2 separate regions of the Homo sapiens genome follow, and region 1 is linked to region 2. A link is an interaction called in ENCODE POLR2A ChIA-PET data of the cell type or tissue named here. Cell type or tissue: A673. All regions are shown on one strand.

Evidence for each region. ChIA-PET counts read pairs that join two places held together with the same protein. Peaks named below come from ENCODE experiments on the same cell type or tissue, not always from the same donor. Only the 100,000 strongest peaks of a DNase experiment are listed, where the experiment ranks them.
Region 1: POLR2A ChIA-PET joins it to region 2 with 13 read pairs; 4 of 35 experiments call an interaction of 5 or more read pairs at or near these places.

The regions. Positions count from the first base shown.
Region 1 is chr12:12,664,004-12,666,503 of GRCh38, forward strand. The region is part of intron 3 of GPR19 (G protein-coupled receptor 19); the gene reads right to left. Among named protein-coding and RNA genes, the nearest start is that of GPR19, 31 kb to the right of the region's middle. RefSeq lists an enhancer at 1-36. In A673, no CTCF peak of the experiment used is centred here; a DNase peak (open chromatin) is centred at 1,378.
Region 2 is chr12:12,402,047-12,404,546 of GRCh38, forward strand. The region is part of intron 2 of BORCS5 (BLOC-1 related complex subunit 5); the gene reads left to right. Among named protein-coding and RNA genes, the nearest start is that of BORCS5, 46 kb to the left of the region's middle. In A673, no CTCF peak of the experiment used is centred here; no DNase peak of the experiment used is centred here.

The DNA.
Region 1 (2,500 bases), 260 kb after region 2:
TTTTTTTTGAGACAGAGTCTCGCTCCGTCCCCCGGGCTGGTGTGCAGTGGCGCGATCTCTGCTCAATGCAACCTCCCCCTCCCAGGTTCAATTCTTGTGTCTCAGCCTCTCGAGTAGTTGGGACTAGAGGCGCGTGCCACCATGCCTGGCTAATTTTTGTATTTTTAGTAGAGACCGGGTTTCCCCACGTTGGCCAGGCTGGTCTTGAACTCCTGACCTCAAGTGATTCGCCCGCCTTGGCCTCCCAAAGTGCTGGGATTACGGGTGTAGCAATTGCGCCCAGCCCTCATTTTTTCTTTGAGGGATTTTTGTACTAATTTGTGGTAGAGAAAGAAGTGTTAATATATATAATCTTCACCAAAAAGCTATATTCAATACAAGTCTAGTGCTCAAGGCAATATACTCAATGCCTGTTCTATATTATCTTTAGGCTTTTTTGTCCATGAGGCAACCTTACTTAAGAAAGCTTAAGTAAGATAATTAAAATTTTAAAAATTAAAAAAAAAGTTTTTGCTCACCACACAGAAAGCAAAAATAATTAAACATTTTGACTACTAAAAGATCTTTAAGCATGCTGGGAAAATGATAGCCAATGGTAAGAATAGCAACCATACACTTTCCATATAAGAAATCAGGGCCAGGCGCGGTGGCTCATGCCTGTAATCCGAGCACTTTGGGAGGTCAAGGCGTGCAAATCACGAGGTCAGGAGATCGAGACTATCCTGGCTAACACAGTGAAACCCCGTCTCTACTAAAAATACAAAAGATTAGCCGGGCGTGGTGGCAGGCGCCTGTGGTCCCAGCTACTCGGGAGGCTGAGGCAGGAGAATCGCTTGAACCCGGGAGGCGAAGGTTGCAGTGAGCTGAGATCGCGCCACTGCACTCCAGGCTGGGCGACGGGGTGAGACGCCATCTCAAAAAAAAAAAAAAAAAAAAAAAAAAAGAAATCAGGACATAAGATCTAAAATTAGCATTGTCCTAGAAAATCTGGACTGCACCCTCATACATATAAGATTGAAATCATCTTTTCGCCTTCATGTGTGTAAAACCTATTAAACTTTTTAAAAAACCTGTTAAGATTTAAAGTTTAAAAATAAACTAAAACAGACAATTTCCCCAGACAGAAAACTGTTCTAACTTTTCTGGGATGCCTGTGGCCTGAATAAAACAGGAGTCCACACAGGCACTTTTCCTTAATGCGCATACTTGAAAACCTGTGAACTTCCTTCTGTCTCTTTCTTCCTCTAACAACAAAACTCTGCAAATGAAACTCAAGCTCACCGCTTTAACTAAAGCCCGGAGGCGGGGGGCCCTTCCATCATTTCCTCCAGCTGCTTTACACCCATGAGTCTGTCTGCCCATTTCCCCAGCCCAACCACTTGGAAGCAGAGGATCCCAATGCTCAGAAACAGGACGAGGGAGCCCGAGGAGTTCCTGAGTCTAGATTTCCCCTGCTGGTGGCATAAGTTCTCACTCCACCTAAAATCGCTGCAGTTCTGAATATTCATTCAATAAGCCGAGAAACTGGGCTAGGTATTAAGAAAACAAAGATCGGCCGAGCGCGGTGGCTCACGCCTGTAATCCCAGCACTTTGGGAGGCCGAGGCGGGCGGATCACAAGGTCAGGAGATCGAGACCATCCTGGCTAACACAGTGAAACTCCGTCCAACTAAAAATACAAAAAATTAGCCGGGCATGGTGGTGGGCGCCTGTAGTCCCAGCTATCCGGGAGGCTGAGGCAGGAGAACGGCGTGAACCCGGGAGGCGGAGCTTGCAGTGAGCCGAGCAGCCTGGGGCACAAAGCCAGACTCCGTCTCAAAAAAAAAAAAAAAAAAAAAAAAAAAAAGAAAACAAAGATACGTAAGCAGTGTGCCATATTATAACTCAATTTGATAATAATTATAATTCACTGCTAAGAACAGAACTTTGTACAAGGAGCTAAGTAAGACAAAAATAGGGACCCAGTTTTGCCCGGGTAAGGGGAAGAAAAGGAAAGGCTTCACAGAAGAGGTAAAGTTTGAGCTGGGAGCTTAGAGGATGAATAGGACTTCTTCAGGAAGACAAGTGAATAAAACATTCCAGGGGAGAGAGATAGCATGTGGATTGAATTTTGGGGTCATTTTTCTGGGTTGATCTTTTTTGGGGCCCTTTTCCCCTCAGAAACATAGTTTCCTTCAGACCATGCCTCCCAGAGTATATAGTTTCTAAATGCCCTACAATCAAACTGATCTAAATTTTTCCCCTGGTTACAATGAGAGGTTATATTTGCTGCATTCATGGGCAGAAATGCGGTCAGACAGTGGATAAGAATATTAGCATATCCAGAATGGTTGTGGTACCCTTGCTCATACAGCATCTTGTTAGTCCTTTACTGCAGCATTTTCCAAGTTTGTTTTTCTCTAGCTTAGCAATACAGTAGATTGGAGTCTTCCAGGCAGCCTTAAGAAATATTGATGCCTGAGTCCCAGCTTCAGGGATTTTAATTTAATTGCTCTGGAGTG
Region 2 (2,500 bases):
CAGAGCGAGACTCCGTCTCAAAAAAAAAAAAAAAAAAAGTGTAAACAGCTGGATAACATTTCTTTTTGTAAATATAAATATAGTTTAATCATTCTCCCATTGGAGGACATTTTGGGTATTAAAATGATACTGGAGTACAAAATCTTGGTGCATAAATTTCATCTGAGTTTGTTTCTTTGGGATAGATTTCTAGAAGCCAGTAACTATTCATGGAATTAGATTGGATAGCTGATAAAAGCAGGGCATCAAGGGAGAAAAAAGAGTTGAGAGAGCAAAACAACATGCTTAAGGATCATGAGATTCGTGAATTCAGCTTCTGTCATATTTGAATTGAGTGGCAAATTTGTCTCTTACCTGAATTTGGAGACCCTTCTCTAATTAGGGATGATTATTAGAGGGAAATTCTGCCCTACTGTGGACACCAGAGAGTTGGTTGTGTGTTGTAGTGTTCAAGAGTTTTATCCAATATTCTGCTTCCTGCAGAGTTCCTGAATTGAGGGTCTTTTGTGGAATATCTCATTGAAGTAGACTTTTAACCTTGACTTGCTCAACATCTGATCAGAAGCAGCTCGTTGTCATATAAGGAAATCTGCTCTGTTATGGAACATCTTTGAGTAGTTGAGTTCCCCTTTTTCCCATAAGTCCAAATTTGATTCCCTGTCACCTTCAATTGTTCTTTAACTTGTTTTTAAACAAAAGTCTCCCTAAAAATAATTCCAGAAGTATTTGAACTTTATTTCTCTATTAGCTTCTACTGTAATTAACATGAAAACAAACATGTTTTAAAGTCTTTGTTTCCTTCTAAGGTATAATTTAGCTTTATCACGTCTTCATAGTGAAAGTTGTATACGTGAACGTTGGTAGGATAGAAAAACTTTCCACATAGTTTTATACTTGGTGCCCAGAAAACTTCCAAAGTGTTTAGGTACTACTCATTATTATTTCTTAGAAATTGAATAGAAGCAGTGGCTTGAGTATACACAGTCCCACTTTTTCGTTAATAATAACCACATTTCCCTTTTTTTTTTTGCACAAAAGTGTTACATGTATTTTCTCGTTTAATCCTTGTACAACCTATTAGGGTAGGTATTTTCCTCATTTGGCAGATGAGGGTGCTGAGGCTCAGAGAGATGAAAGACCTTTCCTGTCACACAGCTATTAAGGGCAGAGCTAGGATTTAAACTCAGATCTAATTCTAAAACCTGTATATTTAACTAGTTTGCACATCTGTCTCCCTGACTTAATTGCATCATAAAATCAAAGATATTTCTCTTCAAAATATGTTCATGTTGGATTATTTGGCTGTTTCACTGTTAGAGGTCTGTTGCTTCTGCTGGCTTTTCTGTGGCAATCCCAGCTGCTCTTCCCCGTGGCTTGGGCACACCAAGGATTTCCTTTCTGTGATTGCCCCATATCTCCCTAGTCCGCTGTGGGGGGCACCTTCCTGCTTCTGAGGAAACTGAAGCAGGAGATGAGGAAAGGGTAACAATTAATTACATACTTTTTTTTCCCGAGTATTATCAACTAACATGTTCCATAAAGGAGCATGTTTTCACAGCTGTGTGCTTTAGAAACAGGGAGAAAGGTTTGAGTTTTTATGACTGAGGTATCTTCAACAAAGGCTGTGATGTACACGCTTGATGGACTTGGAACGTGGAAACCCATTCCCTCCCTCAGCCCTGGGATTGGAATCTTTGTGTTTATGGTCACATGAGTATTCAGATATGTTATCTCTGAATGTGATGCCCTGGTCAGAGAACCAAGGAGTGGACTTGCTAGATTATATGATTTAATTACCCTAGATCAATCAAGCTTTGACTTACTGATGGCAGGATATATTGTGTATTTTTTCCTAGTTGCTAGAGGAAAGGAACAAAGTTTAATCCTTGGCTTTGTTGACCTTTGGTATCACTTTTATCTTGTAGTTCCGTATAACTGCCTTTGTAGACTCTTCAAAAGGCTGAAGGCAAGTGATTTATAGATAAGGGCTCATTCAGTACTTGCACAAGAAGAGCCCATATCTTCAAATATGGGTGACGTAAATTTACTTCAGAAACAGAAATGAGCTCATTTATTTGGAGAGATGTGAACAGAATGTGCGTCTTTTGCTCCGGGTGAGAAATAAATTTAAATTCAGAACTTTGCTTGGGGGAAATGAAATGGAGGAACTAGGCACTTGAGCCTCTTGGAAATTAGAGATCTTTAGCCAAGGCCCAAGGGAGCACTGTCTTGGTCCATTTATAACAAAATACTGGAGACTGGGTAATTTATAAAGAACAGAAATTTATTTCTCACTGTTCTGGAGGCTGGGAAGTTCAAGATTAAGGTTTGTTGAGTGCTGCGTCTTCTAGAGTGGATGAACACTCTGCCCTCAACTGGCAGAAGGAGAATGGGCAAAAAACAGGAGTAACTCCCCTGCTGAGCCCTTTTGTAAGGGCAGCTAATCCCATTTACCCAGAGAGGAGCCCTCATGGCCTAACCACCTCTTAAAAGCCCCACC